Regions from separate parts of the Homo sapiens genome. Here region 2 is linked to region 1. Evidence: chromatin loops called from intact Hi-C (ENCODE). Cell type or tissue: PC-3. All regions are shown on one strand. Each heading gives the region's core, and the rest is flanking DNA. Links, peaks and the distances in the headings are about the cores only.

Region 1 (12,632 bases), core at 1,583-9,582:
CGCTATCAGCCATGCACAGCATAGATGAAGTAGGTGAGTAGATTACTAGACTGATCTCTTTCCCCTGCTCCCCACATTATTAACTTTTGGGAGTCATTCTTCTGAACAGTCACAGACTCTGTCAAAGACGATGTCTAAACAGCAGTGAATTAACAAGTTGGAAAACGTACCCATCAGATGAAGCCTTGTCTTTGTCTTGCCAGATCAACCAGTTTATTGTTTTTCACTAAGTTAACTGGGATGGCTGCTTTTGACAATAAGAAGGCACAGCTTGAAAGTGACTTGGCTTTGTTCAGTGAAATGATGAGTTTATTTGAAAACAAGAAAAAGCAGCATAGATTTGAACCCTATCCTCCCCTAAAAGTAGCTCCGTATGCCTTATGTAGGAATGGGTACAATCTTGGTGTTCAGAGAGAATGTGGTGAGTTTTTTCAGGCGATATAAGAAAACTATAATAACTTGTGACAGGGCAGAGATCGTCACAGAAAGATATCCTTAATTAGCCCCAATCTAATGCTGAGTCATTCGAGGGCATCAATTACTCATAATAGGAAGAAGTCCAAGAATCGTAACCAATCATCAATCAACATTTGCTGAGAATTTTCTCTGTAATCAGAACAATAATAGGAGTGCCTATGAGAAAGGAAAGACTCAAACCCTGACCTCAAATGGCCTGCAATTACTTGAGCCAAGACAGGCAACATAAAATATAAGGGAGGAATACAGGATTATATAGACCTCATAGGATGTAAGCTCCATTCTTCAGTAGAAATCTGGCTTTATGTGTAGGGCTATTCACAGGACTAACCTCTCACAGATGGCACGTTATAAGAATTCTCAGCTGTGGAAAACAGAGGTGGCTTCCATTTGTTTTCAGTTCTGTTACCTAGGTCTCTACTCTCATTTACACTTCCTTTATTTCTATGCCCACTACCGAAATCTTATCTGTGTGACACATGGGTCACACAATTAAAACTGCCACTATACTACATCTCCAGACTGCTCTGCACTTGAGAATTTCACGTATAATTTCATGTGCTGAAGAAATCATTAATGTTCCTAATGCATAAATGAAGAAATTGAAGCTCAAAGACTTTGTTTATTGTTTTCAAGACTGGCTGAGCAGTACAGTCACTTAGGAAGCTTTTTTTAAAAAAAATAATTTAATTAAATTAAAAAATTCTTGCCCACCTCAAAAGCACAGTAGATTAATTTGTTATAAATTACTAATTTGAGGGGAAAACTGGTTTGTCATAAGACACACAGCCTTAATATGGCAAAACCAAGAATCAGATCTCTAGTTCCTGTCTCCAAACTCAGCCAAACCATTCTACATCCTACAGTCAGACATTGCTTCACAAAGGACATTCATCTATATCTTATGTGATCCATGTTGTGTCACATGTGAAGGCTAGTCAAGGTACACTCTGGTGGGATTGCTGTGTGAGTATTTAAAAGTCTGTGCATGTGAGTTTTACCACACTCAGAATTAGAAGGTAAAAGCCCAGATTTTCAAGGAACTGAAAGGAATAAGACTTATTATCAGTTTGTCAATATTTTATGTAAAAGAGATGATGGAGAAAGAATTTCACAAGCTACCAATGAAAAAAGTTTTTTAAGAAATCTTTGAAAAACAAGGTTGTTGATGAACTGGAATTTCACTTTTAGTTCTCTCAAACCCCTATCTCATCAATTTGGGGTCCAAATTGGCATGGGGATGACGATGCCAATCAGGGGCATTATATATTCTCATGCCCTATGCAAGAGCACAAGAATATGGGAGAAATTAAACCTATTATCCTTAAACCTTATAGCCATTTCCTGATTCTGCCACTCAGAGATGTCTTTTTTTTTTTTTAACTAACATTAAGAATTAACATTAAGATGCACTATAAGTCAGAGCAGGACCTCCAAACGTTAATAATTGTGAATCATCTGGAAATCTTGTTAAGATAGATCCAGATCTGATTCAGTAGGTCTGGGGCCCTGAGAGTCTGCATTTCTGACCTGCTCCTAGGTGAGGCTGAGGCTGCTGTAGACCCAGCCAGACTTCGACTGCAAGTTGCTAAAATAAACCATGGTACCATCTGAGATGAGAAATGGCCCCTCTTACATAATTAACTAAGGTAACACATTGACAGCAACCAGAGGCTACCAATCAGAACAAACATTTAAGCAGTTATTGTGAAAAAAAAATCTTTACATGTGATTTATTTAAAATGTGTGGTCAGCTGAAGGTATTTCTGTGTTCCAGACTGACTGAGAGGGCTCTAGGGGCTAAAAAGTTTGAGGCAGTTTTCCTGGAACTACACACCTGGGAGAAATAATCAGATTGAACACCAACTGACACCCATGCCTCAGCATTCTCTTTTCGCTAGATCCATACCGTAAGTTATTACAGCAGGATTAATGTTGGGCAATAATAAGAAACCTCTGGAGAACGGTGAAATAAGGGGAACCAAGGACCAGTATGGAATTGGGACATAAGATTTCCTCTGAGAGTTAAGCTCTAAGGGAACTGAAACACAGATGTGCAAAGTTACCTTAAGACAGAAAGCCTCCTAAACCAATAACATTTGACTCTAATCTAAATGGGAAAATTATCCCACCTAAAGAAAACAGAGACCTCAAAAAGACTAATCGCAGAGACTAATTTTGACACTGTACAACTAAGAGAGAGAGAGTCCTGATTCAAGAACGTGAGGAGATTCACCTACATAGACAACATCTGATTTCACCATAGTGGAAATGTCAGACATTTAGTACCTAATGCCACAAAACAGGGGCTGGCAAACTACTGTCCATGGGCCAAATCTGGCTGAATCCCATTCTTTTAAATAAAGTTTTATTGGTACCACAGGTGCATCCATTTGTTTACACATCATCTATGGCTGCTTTTGCACTACACTATCAGAGTTGAGTAGTCTTGACAAAGGTTATATGGCCCACAAAGCCTGAAATATTTACTGCCCAGCCCTTTACAGAAGAAGTTTGCCAACGCTTGCCATAAAGCTTTTCAATTATATAACTAATTCCCCTTGCTCTGATTCCACACTAGCCAAGCAAACTTCTGATTATAATTGGTTTCCTGGGTAGTACAGCTGAACATTCCAAACTCCAAATTCTGAAATCCAAAATGCTCTAAAGTGCAAAACTTTTTGGGCATCAACATGACTTTTAAAAGAAATGCTCATTGGAGCATTTTGAATTTCAAATTTTCAGATTAGTGATGCTCAGCTAGTAATATTACTGTAAATATTCCAAAATCTGAAAAAGTCTGAAACATCTCTGGTCTCAAGCATTTCAGATAAGGGACACTCGATCTACCAACAAAGGAGAGAGCCCCTTGAAAGTGTGTTGGTTATTTCTAGCTGTATTTGCATTCTAGGGTTTTGGAGGTTTTTAACGTAATGTCTGGGAGCTTGCCTTATCTGAATCATCCGAATGATGATTTCTTTCTAAATTTGCTTTTTTTAAAAAAAAAATCACTTTTCTAGTGATACATATAAAAGAAACTAATGAACTAGGTCATGAAGTATGAATAGCAGTGTCAGACATTCAAGACAAAAGGAACAGCATACTTAAAAATGAAGTTGTAGACAAAGTATTAACTGTTTCAAAATGTTGGATTTTCTAAAGACCATTTAAATGCTGATGCCATTTATCTTTAGGAAGCTGGTATTGTTTGCCACAGTTATAACAAGCTATTGTTATAATTTCTGCTTATTATTAGAATCCAATAGAATTTTTACAGTTTGTTTTGAACACTTCTGTCATCTATTGTTCAGTTTGTTTTCATTATGAAATTCAGGTTTACTCTCAGTTTCTCCCAAAAATAGTAATTAACTATTCTGGGAATAATAATTTTAACTGGTTCATAAATGAGCATATACTAAACAACACTACTGTGCTGTATATAAATCTGACTCATATATTTTATAGCTCTTACTTCTTAGAAATAGAAAAACTTGCTTCTATATTAGAAAAGAAATCACTTTTCTAAGCCTATAAGACTAATACCTAGACATTTAGATTGTGGTGGGTTCACTTTTCTTCTTGTTAGAGGGCACTCTGAATCACTCTTCTGGTGAAGATCTCTGGGAGTTACATGCAAGCGGTGGGCCTGGGCCCATTTCCACATCCCACAAAGAGTGCATTTACTTTGTGTATCCAGAAGAGCAAAACTCCCAACTCTACTGCTTTGTTTTCAAACGGACAGCCAAGCATTCGATGTCTTCAGCTTCACTCTCTACTTTGTGCTTGGGTTCCATTTCTGGTTCATATAGGTATTTACCTTATTTTTTAACTTGACTTTGCCTTTTTATCCCTCTTTATGTTTTTATTTATGTTGTATATTCTTTTATGTATTTGAAAGAGAAGGGGAGTGTCCTGTTATGAACATGCTATACCATCTTGACTAAGAACCCCTTTGCTGATACCCAATGGGATTCCTTTATCTGGTCTAACTGACTAGATATTTTATCATTTATTTTTCAGTCAAGGTTTATTGAGCACAATATGATGGTGTAGGCATCTTTGGAGATATGCTATCTGCAGGTTCAGCTTTGGAGATTCAGAAGTGACATGCACATGCCTCTGACACTCTCATGGAGTTCACAGTTGGAGGTAAGCTGAACCATTTGGCAATCTACCTCACAGATTGAACACAATTGCCAAATTGACCGTTCCCCAACTCAGGTTCATTTCCATCATGACAAACTAATCTTTCCATTTCAGTAAAGTTTCATGGTACCTCTTTGCCTATAGGAAGCCATGCAACTCATCAAAATCTACTTGTTATCTAAGTTAGTTTTTTTCTAACAATACCCTAAATATATAGTTCTTCTACAACTTTGATGATATATCCACAATTAATGGATACAACACAACAAGAAACTCAGCAATACTAAATTTTTCAGTCCACCAGTGTCTTTGAAGAGAATATTTGTATTAGCATTTTGTTGCTCATTTATTTCATTCTGCAAAGTTTAAGAAACAACAGATACCTTCCTCACAGTGCAGCATTCTTGAGAAGGGTGCAGAGTGACTGGGTTTTCTCCTGGGTTTACCCAGGCACTTTTTTATTCACTCATCTGTTTCAGAAATAGTCACTATCCTGTTGTCTTCAGCTCCCAGCTTGGGAAACCCACAGAGTCTTTCCCTCCAGGTCACCATTGAGTTTGGCATGCTGTTGACCCTCAGTACATCATACAGCAACTACAAAACAGTAATTTTGTTCTCAGTGCACCCACAGGGCCATTTACTTTGCAGCATCATTCAGAACTTTCAGCAATAACTTTCCTACTTCAAAAAAGATAAAGAGAAGCAGCATGAGGAATCCTTGATGGAAACAAAGCTGAAACAAATATAATCTCTTATAGGATTTTTCTACATAAAATAATGCAAAATCACAACTTATTAAGTCCACAACTTAAAGCAAAATGTATGAAATTACTTTTCACCACAAGTTTTTACTGATATGAATAATGGCTATACTGTCTATATTTTAAATTAACCTTAATGCCATCTAGTGGTCACTGAGAAATTTTTGTTTCAGAAAATTGTTAACTTTAGAAATTGTTAATAACAAAGTAGTAGGAATAACAATAACTGCTGTTGCTGAAGAGACTTATTGAACACCTACAATTCTTCAGAGCTCTATGTTCAGCATTTTATGTTCATTATCTTGTTTTATCTATACAACAACCTAAATAGGTACCGCAGCGCAGTTATGCAAATGAAGAAACCAAAACTTAGTGGTATTAAATGACATGCCATATTCAGAGATCTAGTAAATATCTGACTGGTTTTCAAACCCAATTAGTCTAGTCCATTGCCTTCACACTCATCCAGAATTCTATGCCTCTACTAAACCTCGGTTGTGACTATAGAATATGGTTAATAGACTAACACACATGCACACACACACACACTCACACACAAATGCTAATGTGTTTGAAGGGAGGTGCAACCTCACATTTCCACTCTACAACCAACTCTTATCATGTTCCAATTCCCAGGCTTCTCCTTCAAGCAAGATTTTAATTGCATGGGGATGTTTACATATTCGAAATTCACATATGGTATCTCTAAAATGTGATGGATTCACTCATTCATGCAACAAATAGTTACTGAACTCATGCGTTAGACTCTGTGCTAGGTAATGGGAATGCAGCAGGGAACCAAACAGACACAGTCCTTCCTTTCATGGAGCTTAAAGTACAGCAGGAGGACAGACACATAAATTACATGGATCATGATACAAACTCATTGTGGAAAGAGCAGCTGGGAAAAATGCAGAGTGCTGGCAGGGTGTTTAGTTGGATGACCTTCCTTTGGCACCTAAGCGTTGAGTGAGAAGGGGAGTGAGGGAAGACATCTCTAAAGGAAGGACCTTTAAGAGGAGTCATGAAAGAGTGGGAGTGGGAGTGGGAGTGGGACTGAGCTGGGTGCAGGAGGGCAGCATAGGGATTCCAGGAAAAGCACCTGAGCAGCAAGCAGAAGAGTGTCTCCTAAGGCTCTGCTCCCAGACATTACACTCACACAGTGGAAGCACGACAGTAAGTCAATATGCAATTCAGGCACTCTTAATTCTTGTGCTGTAAATGGAACTTGGATAAAGACCATAATTAAGTCATACTTTTTTATACTTTGAACAAATCACTTTTACTGAAAATACTAAAATTGCATGATGTTGCACTTTATTTGAATACCCAAACATAATGGTACCTATCTATGCTAACTGAAGTTTCCATTGGTACTTATGAATAATTCAAATGCCTCCTAAATAAGATTTTTAGTTTGGTTGGAGATTATGAAAATAACACTCATGGCAGATAATGTGAATAACACAGAAGGAACCAAGGAAAAAAGAAGAAAAACAACTAATCCTCATATCTCACAACCCAGAGGCAAATAATGTAAACCTTTTGGAATGCTTCCTTCCAGTCTTTTTCTCTATTAATATTTTATAAAAATAAGATTTTATAATTTAATTTATTCATTCAGTGTAATAATTATTTCATTTGTTTTTACAAACTCTTTGTTAATATCACTGTAATAGCCAGATGCTATTTTATTAGGTGGACACATCCTAGTTTACTTAACCCATTTCCAAGCTGTTCAGTAGGTGGATTGTTTCCAATGTTTACTAAACAATGAATGACATATGAATAATGAATGGCATATGACAAATAATATATAATAAATAACACATTGCATAAAACTAACTTTTTTATAACGGTTTGTCCACCAGAATAGAACTCAGTAAATAGTAGACATTATTGTCAAGTGGTTAAGTAACTGACACAGCTTATTTGTATATCTGAAAAGAATTTAGAAAGTAACAAAGCAATTTACAAAAGCAAAACCACTGCTCAAGAACATTGACTATCAACCACCTCTTCCCATTCTTCCTTGTACTGTGAGTTGATTTCTGCCTTGATCTTAAGACAGGCTGCAGTAAAAGTTAATGGGTATTTTTGTCATGTTGGAGAATCCCAGGAAGCCATTCTAAAATCCCATTTGTGAAATGATGTGTCACATTAACACATTTTATGGGCTTAATCTTGTGCTGCTAATTGAATAATTTAATATTTGTGACACTAGCTTGACTCACACAATTACACACACACACAAAAAAAAGGAGTTGTAAGCTGTTACATCTCAGCTGTTCTTTACTTTGAGCATGCCCTGGTGTTTTTTAAGCTATATTTAGTGTTTTGCCATTTACAAGACAACTTCTATCTCTTTGGATATTTGCTTGATGTGAATGCAAATTGGAGTTGCAAGTTTTCTTCTTCTAACTAGGTACTCTTTAGTAGGTATATGCCCAGTCCAGATGCCAGGACTCTTAAACAGAGTTTTCACTGAGAGGCATTGACAAGATATAGAAATTACATCCTTGTGCCATGAGTAAGGACAGTGGTAATGACAGTGGCAGGCCATCTAAAGCAGCTGCTGTCATCACACTGGCTGCTGCAGGGAGACAGCGCTGGGGCTGCACACTCCAGGGAGCCAGCAGGAGCCAGGGACAAGTGAGAGCCCTGCCCCTTCCAAATTGAGGCAGAGGCTCCCTGGGTACCACTGCAGCCAACCAAGCTATGGCTGCAAACCTGGGCATCCCTGTGCTCTCAGGACCCAGAAGCAGGTGGGAACCCCACTCTTCTGGGTGCAGCTGCAACTGCCCAAACCACAGCTGTGGACTCAGGTATCCCTGTACTTTTGGGGACCAAGGAAGGCCCTCCTTGCCCTCACAAGCTCAGAAGTGGGAAGTGCTTGCTCCCGCTGCTCTTGCTGGCTTCTGCCTGCTCTTGGTGCCCATTCCGATCTCAGAGCAAAGTCAGGGCTGAACCCAGGCACTGACATGGCCCAGTGAGGTGTGCACATGCTTGGGGCAGTGCTGACATGTTAGCCCCCTGCCACCTTGGCCCCCTCTGGACTTTAGGGGCTAATGAGCATAGTAGGGAAGCTGAGCAGGGGTGGCTGAGGGCAGCTCTTGGCACCTACAGCCTGGGTGCCATGAATGACAGTAGGAAGCAGCGAGGTTCCTGGAAAGGAGGGAATGGGTCCCCAGTAAGGTGCTGCTTTCAAGCAAGGGAGGGCCTGAAGGCTGGGTGCTGGGCTGCCAGTCCCACAGACCAGAGTAGAATCTTGTGACGCCTTTTCCAGGCCTTCCATGGGTGCCCATGGACCAATAAACACATACTTCCTCCCCTTTGAGGTCCATAAAAGCCCTGGACTCAGCCAGAGCTGAGCAGACATTGGGACAATCAGCTGCAGAGAGGAGCAACTCACTCTAGGGCCTCCTTTCTGCTGAGAACTGCAGAGACAACAGAGAGAGAATGGAGAGATAACAGGATGACCTGCCAGCAGAGACGAGCCACCCACTCTAGGGCCTCCTCTCTGCTGGCAGCTGCTCAGATGATGGGACAACCAGCTGCAGAGAGGAGCTACCCTCTCTGCTGATAGCTGGACACTTGTTGAGATGACTTGCCTAGCAGAGAGGAGCTACCCTCTCTGCTAGGAGCTGAACACTCATCAGGACACCCTGGCTGCAGCAAGGAGCATCCCCCTGTGGGTTTCCCCTCAGTTGTTCTATCACTCAGTAGAGCTCCTCCTCATCATGCTCACTCTCCACTTATCTGCCTACCTCATTCTTCCTGGGCACAGGACAAGAACTCAGGATCTGCTGAATAAGGCTAAAAGAGCTGTAACACAAACAGAGATGAGATATGCCCCATTGTTCACCATGTCGCAGGTGAAGAGAAGGAAAGAAATGCTGCAGCCCTTCAGGGACCCCAGACACGGGAGCTCCTTGAGTTAAGCCCGTGACTCCCTCTTTGAGGCCCTGTGGTTCCTGGCATCTCCAAGCTTCTGGGAAGCATTATATTCCTCAGTGCCAGCTGTGGAAGCTGTTTGCAGGGCACCTGGTCCAGCTGCAGGCTCGCAGAGAGCTGGTGCCCATGCTGGCACCTGGAGCTGCCCACCCTACTACATCAGCTGACATGCCTGATTGCACAGTGGCCAGACCCCACACTCACTCACACACCCGTCGCCACTCCATGCAGCCTTATTTGGCAGGCATGGGAACCACGCCAGTAGCATAAGCCAAGTGCAGCCTCCCAGGCCAAGTGGGCAGAATGAGACCAGTGGGCTCAGGCAAAACTTGGGCAAAGATGTCACCAGCCACAGAAGTTTCCAGCCAGAAAAGCAACACCCCAAAGATCAGATAACAGTGGGAGATGAAAGGTGATGTTTTGAATGGCAGTACTGGACTTCTCAGAGCTTTTAACAATCCTTTCACCCCACAGCCTACAGATGAAAAGGGTGACTATGTAGACTGGTCCATAGTGACCACATAAATACGTGCCACTTATACGGAATCTGGTGAAAGCAGGAGATCTTCAGGGTTAAGTCTGACATTTCAGAGTCAAACTCACTAAGTTTGACCCTTGGCTCATCTATACATTATAAACAACCTTGGGCAAGTATGTCACCTAACCTTTTAATAAGTCACTTTCCTTTTTTAAAAAATGGAGATAAAAATGATGCCTACTATATAGGATTGTTGGGAAGAGTAAATGAAATAATTTATGGAGAGCTCCTAGCACAGTGTCTGGCACATGGAAAACACCCGTTTATTATTATTGTTACTATAACTATTAGTCTTTTGCATCAGTGAGTTAAATTTTTACTTCCATTAGATCTATCTGATGTGTAATGTACTCTTCAAACATCCTTTATTTCTTATTCTAATATAATGCACTGTCAAAAATCTGTTCTCCTTGGTAACAATCTATAATTTGAAATGCACAACTTGTTGGAAGGGCAGAAGGACAGGTAATGAATACCTTAGAATTACTTTGACTTAAATAAATATTTCCTTTCCTTCATTGAAAAGCTCTATGGAGAAAGGAACCATGTCTGCTTTGTTGACCAGCTGCAAGCATGGTGTCTGGCACACAATGGGCACATACGTAGTATGTATTTAAGTGGGTAGATAAATAGTCTTAAAACAATTCCCCAATTTTACAAATGCCCATTTCTGAGCTCAGTTCAACTGAACATATTTTCTTTCTTTTTTTTTTTTAACAGAAGTCACCAGAATGGAACCTTTTTGTTAAGCTTTCCCTTTACCTCAGATAGACAGCTGTCCTTGACAAACACAAAGTCAGTCTTGGCTGTCTCAGAAAAGCACTGTGTGTCAATGTCAGAGAGCCCAGTGGGCCTAGCATAAGGTTCACAACATTTCTAACTCTTCAAATCAAGTATTATTTTGGAAGTTGCCAACTTAACAAGCAACTTTGACTCCATGCAAACTAAAAATGGCATTTGAAAGTTGAAATTTCATTAAATCTGCTGTTTTCTGAGACTTCATCCAACTGGGACATCTGTTTGTAACACCAAAGGGGTATGTAATCCCAAAATTATGATTGGATTATATTCAAGTCATTAAAAAAGATGAATTCATGACATATTACTTTTAGGCAAACTCAATCTATATTACTGTCTGCATTCTCTCCTCTGCTAACGAAGAGACTCTCCTCTTCCCTTACAAATTCTTGTTTTGTGCTTTATCAGAATGTCCAGGCCAAAGCAATTTAACGCAATATCAAATTCATACTCTAGAATATAACCTCCTTCCACAAACTCTTTTTTATGTTTTTCTTTATTTTTAATTTTTCTGGGTACATAGTAGGTGTATATATTTATAGGGTACATGAGATGTTTTGATACAGACATGCAATGTGAAATAAGCCCATTATGGAGAATGGGGTATCCATCCCCTCAAGCATTTATCCCTTGCATTACGAACAATTCAATTACACTCTTTTAGGTATTTTTAAATGTGCAATTAAATTATTATTGACTATAGTCACCCTGTTGTGCTATCAAATAGTAGGTCTTATTCATTCTTTCTATTTTTTGTACTCATTAACCATCCCCACCTCCCACCCAGGCCCCTACTACCCTTCCTAGCCTCCTGTAACCATCCTTCTACTCTAAATGTCTAGAAGTTGAATTGTTTTGATTTTTGGACTCCATGCATAAACGAGAACATGAGGTGCTTGTCTTGCTGTGCCTGGCTTATTTCACTTAACATAACAATCTCCAGTTCCGTTCATGTTATTGCAAATGACAGGATCTCATTCTTTTTAATGGCTGAATAGTACTCATTGAATATATGTACCACATTTTCTTTATCCATTCATCTGTTGATGAACACTTAGGTTGCTTCCAAATCTTAGCTATTGTGAACAGTGCTACAACAAACACGGGAGTGAAGATATCTCTTTGGTGTATTGATTTCCTTTCTTTTGAGTATATACCCAGCAGGGAGATTGCTGGATAGTAAGGCAGCTCAATGTTTAGTTTTTTGAGGAACCTCCGAACTGTTCTCCTTAGTGATTGTACTAATTTATACTCCTGTCAACAATGTGTAAGGTTCCCCTTTTCTCCACATCCTCACCAGTATTTGTTATTGCCTGACTTTTGAATATAAGCCATTTTAACTGTAGTGAGAAGATATCTCATTGTAATTTTAATTGACATTTCTCCAGTGATCAATGATATGAGCAACTTTTCATATACCTATTTGTCACTTGTATGTCTTCTTTTGGGAAATGTCTATTCAAATCTTTTGCTCATTTTTGATCAGATTGTTAGATGTTTTCTTATTGAGTTGTTTGAGATGCTTATATATTCTGGTTACTAAACCCTTGTCAGCTAGGTAGTTGCAAGTATTTTCTCCCATTCTGTGGGTTGTTTCTTCACTTTATTGATTGCTTCCTTTGCTGCGCAGAAGATTTTTAACTTTGTGTGATCCCATTCATTCATTTTTGCTTTGGTTGCCTGTGTTTGTAAGGTATTGCTCAATAAATTTTTGCCCAGACCAATGTCATGGAGAATTCTCTCAAAGTTTTCTTCTAGTAGTTTTATAGTTTGAGGTTTTAGATTTATGTCTTTAATCTGTTTTGATTTAATTTTATATATGGCAAGAGATAGGGATCTAGCTTCATTCTTCTGCATATGGATATCCCATTTTCCCAGCACCATTTATTGAAAAGACTGTCCTTTCCACAATGTAGTTTCTTGATGCCTTTGTCAAAAATGAGCTCACTGTAGATGTA
Region 2 (12,632 bases), core at 1,769-9,768, 130 kb before region 1:
GATATTTGAATGGCTGAAGTTTGGAAAATACTGAGCAAAAAAAAAAAAATAGAAAAAGTAAAATGAGTTTTAACAAGTCATAGTTCCATAAAAACATTAGTCCCAAAACATACTCCTAGAAAAAATAATAATAATAATGCTTTGCACTAAAATGAGTTGGGTTGTATACTACATCATCCTCTAAGAGAGTCACAATGCACATTAGCATATTAAAAGCTTGGAGCTGTTCTGCAATAAAGAAACCAAGTTAATTTTAAGCAGCAGTTCCCAAATTTTTATGACCAGAAAGCATTTTTTTCTCTAAATAAAACTATTAACATTGAGACCTATTTTAGAAAACACTAGCGGTAAAGAGATATTTTCAGGGAAGAGGAGCTTGCTGATATTGATGAGGGAATAGATATCAACTGGGGGCTGCCTTCTCCCTCAGCTCTTTCAGAGGATCTAGAGCAGTTAAGCTAACAGAACCCCAGGGGCAGAGCTGATATAAAAGAGAGAAGACCCAAATAAGTGATGAGATGTTGACTAGCTCTGGCAGCAGGTCAGATCCCATAAGAGAAATAACTCAGCAGGAATCTCAGTGGGAGTCAACACTGTATACCCAGCTGGGAGAGAGGGGTGCTCTTAAGACTAGGTTAAAGGGAAATGAAGGTGCTCTGTTGTTACAAAAAGAGCTCAGAAAAATTCAAGTTTGGATTTTAGAAGACTTATTTGCTTTCAAAATGTATTCTAAAGATTAACCTTCGAATGTGGATTGCCATTTTATTTTCTGACATCTGCCTGCTTTTTGCGTGGATTCAAAAATAGCCTAGGTGATGGCTAAAGGTTGAAAAGGTGCCTCATTAAATTAAAAAGGAATTTTAAAGAATTATTTTCAATGCGTGTTAGAACTTTATTCAAATCTGCCTTCTTAATAAAAAGGGCTTATATTCTTTCATTGTGTTGGCAAGAAAAAAGAAATAATATTACGAGAAATTCAAGCCGATGCAGCAAAATATTGGTGGGAAGCCAATATTTTTTCAAAACAGATAATTAAAGAAATCTGAATGATAGAAAAAAATGTATAGGTTCCCCTTGGTTTTCTAAATATGAATGTGCTAAAAGAAGACCATACTAAAAATTAGTGACAATGTAAGAACCAGCTGGGAACCCTGAAAATTGAAGACAAGTCTCAGTTAATTTAGAAAGTTTCATTTGCCATGGTTGAGGATGTGTGCCCTTGTACTGCCTCAGGAGGTCCTGAGGACATGTGCCCAAGGTGGTCAGAGCACAGCTTGGTTTTATATGTTTTAGGGAGACATGAGGCATCAATCAACATATGTAAAACAAACATTGGTTCATTCCAAAAAGGCAAGGCAACTCAAAACAAAAGTGGGACAACTCAAAGCATGGAGGGGTCTTCCAGGTCACAACCATTCCAGAGACAAATGGTTGCATTCTTCTGAGTTTCTGATTAGCCTTTCCAAATGAGGCAATCAGATTTGTATTCATCTCAGTAGGCAAAGAGATGACTTTGAATAGAATGGGAGGCAAGTTTGCCCTAAGCACCTTGAATTTTCCTTTTATTTTAGGGATTTTAGGGGCCAAAGATATTTTCCTTTCACATTTCCCCCTTTTTCCTTTTAAAAATCTTTCAGAGAAAGCATTTTAGAAGAAAATAAGTCTCTGGTCCCAGGTTTTGTCTGATCTCTCATGGCTAGGAGTAGGTCCTCAGTTATTAGGAAATCTCACTTTTAGAAGGCTGTTAAGTCTCATGTCCTACAAAAAGAAAATAGGGGGAGGAAGGGAGAAAAACAACAACAAACAAAAGAACAATCGTGGAAAATAGATATAGTCCACATTACCCTGAATTCCATATATTAGTAGGCAAGTATAAAAGTGGCTTATGTATGTAAATAGGTTGCTGTTATTTTCTTCTGAAGTTTAAGTTGCTAGCTTCAGTTTGCAAGGCTTTACAAAAGCACAGCTTAGTTTTCAGTTACTCCAATTTTTCCAAATTAGGAAAAAATTTTAAAAAGAAATTAAAAAAATTGAAAACATTATTTTGAAGACCTGCAGCCAAGAAAAATTAGAATTCATTTCAAAATGTAGAAAATAATAAAAACTGAAAAACACTAGGGAAGACTAGAATCTAACAACAGGTGTACTATAGTTTTTGAAACATAATTTTTCTTTCTCCGGTTTCCCATTTTTACTAAAGACAAATCATGGTAGGGCTGATTTGCTTTATTATGCTTGGCCTAATAATTTGTATACAGTGCAGCAAGAAAAAGTATTTTTTACATAGGCTTTTAAGTTGGCTGTGATGGAACTGTGTTCCACAGGAAGAATGTTAGATAAGACTTTTCTAAAGCCAACCCAAGCCATGGGTTTGTGCCACCAAATACCTATGAGTTGGGTAATTTTCTCTTCTTGAGGTTCCAAGATAAACTTGGGGCTTCTGAGCCTGTCAGAAAGTGACATTCTTTACCTATCACAGGACAGGACCCCTGTACAGAGGCTCTGTAGACAAAGGCATGAGGCTAGTTTTTCCAAATGGTTTTTACTGGCTCTATAAGTCAAGCTGTATTCCTTAAAGGAAAGCACACCTTTCCAGTCAAAGCCTTGGTAAAAACCAGTTTCTCCTATTGTGTCCTGTTACAGATGAAAACAGGTTCTTATTGCACTTATGCAAATAACTGTATTGTCATAGTTAAGAATATTCACAAATAGTTTCCAAATTCTTGAGAAAATCAGTAGAGACAAACAAATATGCTCAAATTTTATTCATAGAAGTATACTTTACTCAACTGTTGAAAGTTGCTTAAAGTTTTCCTGACTCTGAAAAACAAAACAAAGGATCAGCAATGTCTTAAGCAAAAATTTAAAAGGATTAGTCTTCTATCAGTTCAGTTCATGCAGTTAACTCCTGTTCTGCTTTATATTCCTGAACATTTCAGCTCTCCATGAGAGTCCTGAAAGTTTTTTCCTCTATTCTAACGTCACAATCTCCAAAGTTACCAGAAACCTGCATTTAAGAACACGTATTAGGGTTCTATAGCTGATTATAAAACCACCTTCTAAGGAGGACCGAAACAAGACAAGAATTGTCTGTGGATGACAGAACGTTTTAGGGCAGCCATAGATAAAATTGACAAGGAAATTTGTTACCCAATTATTACTGATAATGTACACTAAGTTGTATCAGAGTTATAGGAGTGTCCCACACTTTTGGAACACATACCAATAACATATTTATACAAATATAGCCTAAAGAAAACCAAACACCATTTCATATTTGACAATGTTTCCTGTGTAATTTTTATGCTAAATAAGCCAAATTATGTCATTCTTGGACTTTAGGGAACCAAATATCTTAAAGGATTAATTAGATCAAAATAGACATAATTTATAATTTGATTTTGGAAAGGTTATCAAATATCAAAGGTTTAAAATACTTAATATCACAGTTCATTGTAAAATAAGTCATTCAGTTGACCAAAGTGATAACTCAAGGATTTTTTTTTTAAAGGCAAAAACTTTCATTCTTTGAGAGAGGAGACTTAATTTTCCAAACAATAAGCCTTAATAAAAACAGCATGAAGCCAACTACATTTTTTTTCAAAATTTTATAAACAGTCTATAAAATTTTAATCTTGACCATAAGATAAAACTTCCATTAGCCTTTCATAACCTTTATAACCTTTATTTAGAAGTCAGCTAATGCTTCAGGAAAACCTTGCTAATCTGGCATGGTCCTATATGATGGTCTTGCCTCAGTGTGCCTTTGACATTAATGAGTAATTTATGGAGAAACAATATATTTTATCTCTCAAAATTGGCCTTTGCAATCTCACACAACCACCTCTTCTGAGATAGTCCCTGGGCCTTGAGGAGTTAAATAGCTTTAATTTCTGGCCTGTGTTTCAGGAATGCAGTTTATTTTGATTGGCATCTTCTACTAGGCCGGAATATGAGGCTTTAATTGCTTTCGGTGTTTAAAATTTAGCAGAACCTGGCATCATTTTACACCCAGGAGTCAAAGCCCTGTAACTCAATGTCACAAGTACTTTAGAAGTGCATACAGAGAGATACTCAGATGTAATCATCTTAATTTAAAAATTTTTTAATCTTAGTTTTTTTCTGAGCAAACTAAAACTTAATAGTAATGTGACAACTTGATCGTATAAAAGTTTGTTTTTTAAAAAAATATATAAATCCTTTTGTTGGGACTTACACAGACTATTCATGCCTGGACTTTCTGGTTTATCCTAAACATCCCTCCTTCTAAAACAGCCAGTCATTTTACTCTAGGACTAAATTTACTATACAAGATTCTTTCTTAATGAAATTATTTATCTTTAAGCTTTCTTACTAAAAAAAAAAAAAAGAAAAGAAAAAAAAACCTGTTTATTTTTATGACTTTCTTTACATTTTTTTTTATTTTCTGGTTTCTTTTACCTTGTTTTATACATGATCTTTAAATAAGCTTTGAATTAGACAAAGATTGTTCACCATTTTTAAAAGGACACAACTTTTTATTTTTTAGAATGTTTTTCTACAATTATATTTTCATTAGCAAATACCCAAATATTATGATGAATTTCTCTACAAGTATTTATCCTATTACATTTACACAGTTTTCTTTTGTTTACCTAGATTATTTGTGAAAACTATGATAGTCATTATTTTAAGTTATGAAACCACCATTACAAAATTATAACTGAGACAGTAAAAAAGATTTGACCTAGCTGACTTCATCTTGCTTTTAACCTCCAAGCTGTCCTTGTTCATTCCTGGGTGCGGGCCGAACTAACTTTGGGAGGAACTTAGTTTACAGTTCAGCTTTGTAACAAAGATGACAGCAAACCTTATTGCCTTTGGACTAGACTGCCTAAAGCTACAAGATTAAAAGTTATAGTAATCGGCTGAAAGTGGTAGCTCATGTCTGTAATCCCAGCACTTTGGGAGGCCAAAGTGGGTGGGTCACTTGAGGTCAGGAGTTCAAAACCAGCCTGACCAACATGGTGAAACCCTGTCTCTACTAAAAATACAAAAATTAGCCAGGTGTGGTGGTGGGTGCCTGTAGTCCCAGCTACTCAGGTGGCTGAGGCACAAGAATCACTTGAACCCAGGAGGCAGAGGTTGCAGTGAGCCAAGATTGCACCACTGCACTTCAGCCTGGGTGACTGAGACTCCATCTCAAAAAAAAAAAAAAATTATGATAATCTTACTAAATTAAAGATGTAACAAGTTTTATTAAACTAATATCAATGTCTTATCTATTAAAGATTACACAAGCAAAGATCATTCTGTTTTGGGTTGGGTGTATAGTTTTGTAATCCCTATGCCAAATTTTGACACCTTACAGTGTTTGGCAGGGATAAGTATGAAATTGGGTGATTAATAAATGCAAAAAAAAGTATGTTGGCAAATTCTTAAGACATTTCTAATATTATTTTACCAATAATTTAAAGTCAGCTTATTTATTAAAGATTTTACTTAAATCAGGTGAACTTGAAAAAGTTCTCTTTTTTCTTTAGTATCTGATTTAAGCACTTTTATTATTTGTTAAGCCAATTAATTAGAGCTCTTTTATATAATTTTAGTAGTGAAACATTGTGTACACAACACATAAATATACCGATGCATTAGGCATGCTGATAGAAGCGCGTCTTACAGATTCACAAAGACCTCTTTTTTTCCCTTTTTTAAAAATCTTACCCTAGGCAGTTGTCAGCTTAATAGCCTTAAATTTGCATATTAAAGGAAACAACTGGGTGAAAAATAAGATAGCAAAATTTGCATCATAAGGTAGAAAGTCTGGTGGGCTAGCGGGAAATTAAAACAAATTTAATTGCCAATTGAACATACAATTATAGAAGTCTTTTATAAAGGCCTTCAAATATATACACGTACACATATACATACACACATACACACAAAGATTCTATTGTTTTTACTTCAGTACTTTAGTCATCAGATAAATGCAAATTTGTCAGCTTGCAAAAAAAAAAAAAAAAAACTGTTAAGTCCAAACAGTGGTTTTTATTTCAGTAGAAAAGTAACAGCAGATTTAAAGCAGGCAGAAAAGAAAAGAGAGAAAAGGGAAACCTAGGAACTCTTAATGTGTGGGTCAACCTTAAGGCTCTTTTTCCCTAATGTAAATGTGCACAAAGACCATATTACTTCCATTTTTCTCTGGCAAGTAGAGGTGCCATAAAACCTACAGAGTGATCAAAAGGGGGTCATTCCCCTTGTTTTCTCCTCATTATTTGATTATTTGTTTCCTGCTCTTTTTCTTTCTTTTTTTTTTTTTTTTTTTTTTTTTTCCTTAAAAGGAGGAACTGAGCTATGGCCTATGGTTTTCATGTGGTGGATTGATATGTGCTTTTTGTGGGCAAGGCTCCACAGTGTGTCACCACTGAGTCATTTACACCTTCTTACATGTCTCAGAACTTATATGCGTTTCCTGGATGATTCACTTTCTAAAATCAATTTTTGTTGGGGATTTTCCTGCAGGATCACAGCATGTAGTAGGGGATCAACACCCCAGACTTTCCCACAAGACCCCTGGTCACCCAGGGGTACCTTTTGGCTGGAAGGAGCAAATGCCCTTTTTCTTTAGCACTGGGAAAACTCAGTCTCTCATTAACCCATGAAAACAACAGTTGAGTTCCTCATGCAAATGCTCACAGACAAATCAAATTAAGATTAATTTTGGAAGAAAAAGCAATAGAGAAGGCCCTTTAGAATGCATCTCTGAACTAGAATTAGAATCCATAAACAACAACTTCCTAAAAGAGAAAAGAAAAACAAAACAGCCAAGACCACTTCCTGTTCTCATCCTAATTCTCATCCACCATTATACATGCCAAGGTCAAATTCCCTCACAGTGAAAAGTCATCTCTGGCACTCCAAAAGCCAAAGAGGTCAAATCATGCAATATAGGAAAACAGAGCTTTAGACCTAAAAAGAATTTGCCCATGACTCTTGAAACTCCACAAAGAAAACAAAACACCCCAAAAGGGGGTGAGTGGTGACTTTGTCCTAAATTCTTTAAAGGGGTTCAAGTCATTGTCAGGCCTCTGAGCCCAAGCCAAGCCATCGCATCCCCTGTGACTTGCATCTGGATATGCCCAGATGGCCTGAAGTAACTGAAGAATCACAAAAGAAGTGAATATGCCCTGCCCCACCTTAACTAATGACATTCCACCACAAAAGAAGTGTAAATGGCCGGTCCTTGCCTTAACTGATGACATTACCTTGTGAAAGTCCTTTTCCTGGCTCATCCTGGCTCAAAAAGCACCCCCACTGAGCACCTTGCCACCCCCCATTCCGGCCCACCAGAGAACAAACCCCCTTTGACTGTAATTTTCCTTTACCTACCCAAATCCTATAAAACGGCCCCACCCTTATCTCCCTTCACTGACTCTTTTCGGACTCAGCCTGCCTGCACCCAGGTGAAATAAACAGCCATGTTGCTCACACAAAGCCTGTTTGGTGGTCTCTTCACATGGACACGCATGAAATTTGGTGCCGTGACTCGGATCAGGGGACCTCCCTTGGGAGATCAATCCCCTGTCCTCCTGTTCTTTGCTCTGTGAGAAAGATCCACCTATGACCTCAGGTCCTCAGATCGACCAGCCCAAGGAATATCTCACCAATTTTAAATCAGGTAAGCGGCCTCTTCTCTCTTCTCCAACCTCTCTCACTGTCCCTCAACCACTTTCTTCTTTCCACTCGTCAATCTCTCCCTTCTCTTAATTTCAATTCCTTTCATTTTCTGGGAGAGACAAAGGAGATACGTTTTATCTGTGCACCCAAAACTCCAGTGCCGGTCACGGGCTGGGAAGGCAGCCTTCCCTTGGTGTTTAATCATTGGAGGGACACCTCTCTGATTATTCACCCACGTTTCAAAGGTGTCAGACCACGCAGGGATGCCAGCCTTGGTCCTTCACCCTTAGCAGCAAGTCCCGCTTTTCTGGGGAAGGGGCAAGTACCCCAACCCCTTCTCTCCTTGTCTCTACCCCTTCTCTGCTTTCCTGGGGCAGGGGCAAGTACCCCTCAACCCCTTCTCCTTCACTCTTAGCGGCAAGTCCCGCTTTTCTAGAGGAGGGCAAGTACCCCAACCTCGTATCTCTGTGCCCCAATCCCTTATTTCAGTGCCCCGACCCCTTATTTCCATGCCCCTACCCCTTATTTCTGCACCCCATCCCTTATTTTTGCACCCCAACCTCTTATCTCTGCACCCCAACCCCTTTTCCCACTTTTCTGGAAGGTAAGAACCTCCGAACCCCTTCCCTCTGTTTCTCTACTCTCTCTTTTCTCTAGGCTTGCTTCCTTCATTATAGGCAACCTTCTACCCTCCATTCCTCCTTCTACTCCCTTGGCCTGTGTTCTCAAAAACTTAAAACCTCTTCAACTCACACCTGACCTAAAACCTAAATGCCTTATTTTCTTCTGCAATGCCGCTTGACCCCAATACAAACTCGACAGTAGTTCCAAATAGCCAGAAAATGGCACTTTGAATTTTTCCATCCTGCAAGATCTAAATAATTCTTGTCATAAAATAGGCAAACGGTCTGAGGTGCCTGACGTCCAGGCATTCTTTTACACATCAGTCCCTTCCTAGTCTCTGTGCCCAGTGCAACTCGTCCCAAATCTTCCTTCTTTCCCTCCCGCCTGTCCCCTCAGTACCAACCCCAAGCATCGATGAGTCTTTCTAATCTTCCTTTTCTACACACCCATCTGACCTCTCCCTTCCTCCCCAGGCTGCTCCTCGCCAGGCCGAGCTAGGTCCCAATTCTTCCTCAGCCTCTGCTCCTCCACCCTATAATCTTTTTATCACCTCCCCTCCTCACACCTGCTCTGGCTTACAGTTTCGTTCCGTGACTAGCCCTCCCCAACCTGCCCAGCAATTTACTCTTAAAAAGGTGGCTGGAGCCAAAGGCATAGTCAAGGTTAATGCTCCTTTTTCTTTATCCCATATCAGAAGCGTTTAGGCTCTTTTTCATCAAATATAAAAATCCAGCCCAGTTCATGGCTCGTTTGGCAGCAACCCTGAGATGCTTTACAGCCCTAGACCCTAAAAGGTCAAAAGGCCGTCTTATTCTCACTATACATTTTATTACTCAATCTGCTCCCGACATTAAATAAAACTCCAAAAATTGGAATCTGGCCCTCAAACCCCACAACAGGACTTAATTAACCTCACCTTCAAGGTGTACAATAACAGAAAAAAGTTGCAATTCCTTGCCTCCACTGTGAGACAAACCCCAGCCACATCTCCAGCACACAAGAACTTCCAAACGCCTGAACCGCAGCGGCCAGGCGTTCCTCCAGAACCTCCTCCCACAGGAGCTTGCTACATGTGCCAGAAATCTGGCCACTGGGCCAAGGAATGCCCGCAGCCCAGGATTCCTCCTAAGCCGCGTCCCATCTGTGTAAGACCCCACTGAAAGTCGGACTGTTCAACTCACCTGGCAGCCACTCCCAGAGCCCCTGGAACTCTGGCCCAAGGCTCTCTGACTGACTCCTTCCCAGATCTTCTCGGCTTAGCGGCTGAAGACTGAAACTGCCCGATTGCCTTGGAAGCCCCCTAGAGCATCACGGATGCCGAGCTTCGGGTAACTCTCACAGTGGAAGGTAAGCCCGTCCCCTTCTTAATCAATACAGAGGCTACACACTCCGCATTACCTTCTTTTCAAGGGCCTGTTTCCCTTGCCTCCATAACTGTTGTGGGTATTGACGGCCAGGCTTCTAAACCTCTTAAAACTCCCCAACTCTGGTGCTAACTTAGACAATACTCTTTTAAGCACTCCTTTTTAGTTATCCCCACCTGCCCAGTTCCCTTATTAGGCTGAGACACTTTAACTAAATTACCTGCTTCCCTGACTATTCCTGGACTACAGCTATATCTCATTGCCGCCCTTCTTCCCAATCGAAAGCCTCCTTTGCATCCTCCTCTTGTATCCTCCCACCTTAACCCACAAGTATAAGATACCTCTACGCCCTCCTTGGTGACTGATCATGTACCCATTACCATCTCATTAAAACCTAATCACCCTTACCCCACTGAACGCCAATATCCCATCCCGCAGCACGCTTTAAAAAGATTAAAGCCTGTTATCACTCGTCTGCTACAGCATGGCCTTTTAAAGCCTATAAACTCTCCTTACAATTCCCCCATTTTACCTGTCCTAAAACCAGACAAGCCTTACAAGTTAGTTCAGGATCTGCACCTTATCAACCAAATTGTTTTGCCTATCCACCCCGTGGTGCCAACCCATACACTCTTTTGTCCTCAATACCTTCCTCCACAATTCACTATTCTGTGCTTGACCTTAAAGATGCTTTTTTCACTATTCCCCTGCACCTCTTGTCCCAGCCTCTCTTTGCTTTCACTTAGACTGACCCTGACACCCATCAAGCTCAGCAAATTACCTAGGCTGTTCTGCCGCAAAGCTTCACAGACAGCCCCCATTACTTCAATCAAGCCCAGATTTCTTCCTCATCTGTTACCTATCTCGGCATAATTCTCATAAAAACACAAGTGCTCTCCCTGCCAATCATGTCTGAATGATCTCTCAAACCCAAGCACCTTCTACAAAACAACAACTCCTTTCCTTCCTAGGCATGGTTAGCACAGTCAGAATTCTTACACAAGAGCCAGGACCACACCCTGTAGCCTTTCTGTCCAAACAACTTGACCTTACTGTTTTAGCCTAGCCCTCATGTCTGCATGCAGCGTCTGCCGCTGCTTTGATACTTTTAGAGGCCCTCAAAATCACAAACTATACTCAACTCACTCTCTACAGTTCTCGTGACTTCCAAAATCTATTTTCTTCCTCATACCTGATGCATATACTTTCTGCTCCCCGGCTCCTTCAGCTGTACTCACTCTTTGTTGAGTCTCCTAAAATTACCGTTGTTCCTGGCCCAGACTTCAATCCGGCCTCCCACATTATTCCTGATACCACACCTGACCCCCATGACTGTATCTCTCTGATCCACCTGACATTCACCTCATTTCCCCAAATATCCTTCTTTCCTGTTCCTCACCCTGATCACGCTTGATTTATTGATGGCAGTTCTACCAGGCCTAATCGCCACACACCAGCAAAGGCAGGTTATACTATAGTACTAGCCACTAGCCCGCCTCTTAGAACCCCTCATTTCCTTTCCATCGTGGAAATCTATCCTCAAGGAAATAACTTCTCGGTGTTCCATCTGCTATTCTACTACTCCTCGGGGATTATTCAGGCCCCCTCCCTTCCCTACACATGAAGCTCCAGGATTTGCCCCCACCCAGGACTGGCAAATTAGCTTTACTCAACATGCCCTGAGTCAGATAACTAAAATACCTCTTAGTCTAGGTAGATACTTTCACTGGATAGGTAGAGGCCTTTCCTACAGGGTCTGAGAAGGCCACCGCAGTCATTTCTTCTGTTCTGTCAGACATAATTCCTCAGTTTAGCCTTCCCACCTCAATACAGTCTGATAACAAACGAGCCTTTATTAGTCAAATCAGCCAAGCAGTTTTTCAGGCTCTTAGTATTCAGTGAAACCTTTATATCTCTTATGGTTCTCTGACTTCAAGAAAAGTAGAATGGACTAAAGGTCTTTTAAAAACACACCTCACCAAGCTCAGCCACCAACTTAAAAAGGACTGGACAATACTTTTACCAATTTCCCTTCTCAGAATTCAGGCCTGTCCTCGGAATGCTACAGGGTACAGCCCATTTAAGCTCCTGTATAGACGCTCCTTTTTATTAGGCCCCAGTCTCATTCCAGACACCAGACCAACTTAGACTGTGCCCCAAAAAACTTGTCATCCCTACTATCTTCTGTCTAGTCATACTCCTATTCACCGTTCTCAACTACTCATACATGCCCTGCTCTTGTTTACACTGCCGGTTTACACTGCTTCTCCAAGCCATCACAGCTGATATCTCCTGGTGCTATCCCCAAACTGCCACTCTTAACTCTTGAAGTAAATAAATAATCTTTGCTGGCAGGAATATGCTGAATCACCTTAGGCACTCTCTAATCAGATATCCTGAGTCGTCCCAATTCTTAGACCTTTTATACCTGTTTTTCTCCTTCTGTTATTCCATTTAGTTTCTTAATTCATCCAAAACCGTATCTAGGCCATCACCAATCATTCTATACAACAAACGTTTCTTCTAACATCCCCACAATATCACCCCTTACCACAAGACCTCCTTTCAGCTTAATCTCTCCCACTCTAGGTTCCCACACCGCCCCTAATCCCGCTTGAAGCAGCCCTGAGAAACACCGCCCATTCTCTCTCCATACCACCCCCCAAAAATTTTCACCGCCCCAACACTTCAACACTATTTTGTTTTATTTTTCTTATTAATATAAGAAGGCAGGAATGTCAGGCCTCTGAGCCCAAGCCAAGCCATCGCATCCCCTGTGACTTGCACATGTATGCCCAGATGGCCTGAAGTAACTGAAGAATCACAAAAGAAGTGAATATGCCCTGCCCCACATTAACTGATGACAGTCCACCACAAAAGAAGTGTAAATGGCCGGTCCTTGCCTTAACTGATGACATTACCTTGTGAAAGTCCTTTTCCTGGCTCATCCTGGCTCAAAAAGCACCCCCACTGAGCACCTTGCGACCC

The links. Peaks named below come from ENCODE experiments on the same cell type or tissue, not always from the same donor. Only the 100,000 strongest peaks of a DNase experiment are listed, where the experiment ranks them.
Region 2: a loop joins it to region 1, with 3 times the contacts of the local background. A loop is called at or near these places in 2 of 110 quality-filtered maps.

What each region holds. Positions count from the first base shown.
Region 1 is chr10:89,947,869-89,960,500 of GRCh38, reverse strand. It overlaps LINC01375 (long intergenic non-protein coding RNA 1375), which reads left to right and starts at 3,128. Exons shown (of 4, transcript NR_110655.1): 1 at 3,128-3,352; 2 at 4,064-4,286; 3 at 4,498-4,626. In PC-3, for the core only: a CTCF peak has its summit at 5,535 (motif pointing left); no DNase peak of the experiment used is centred there.
Region 2 is chr10:90,081,218-90,093,849 of GRCh38, reverse strand. No RefSeq gene overlaps it. Among named protein-coding and RNA genes, the nearest start is that of LINC01375, 130 kb to the right of the region's middle. RefSeq lists a silencer at 6,369-6,458 and enhancers at 6,839-7,518, 12,035-12,632. In PC-3, for the core only: no CTCF peak of the experiment used is centred there; a DNase peak (open chromatin) is centred at 6,409; H3K27ac peaks cover 1,452 bases.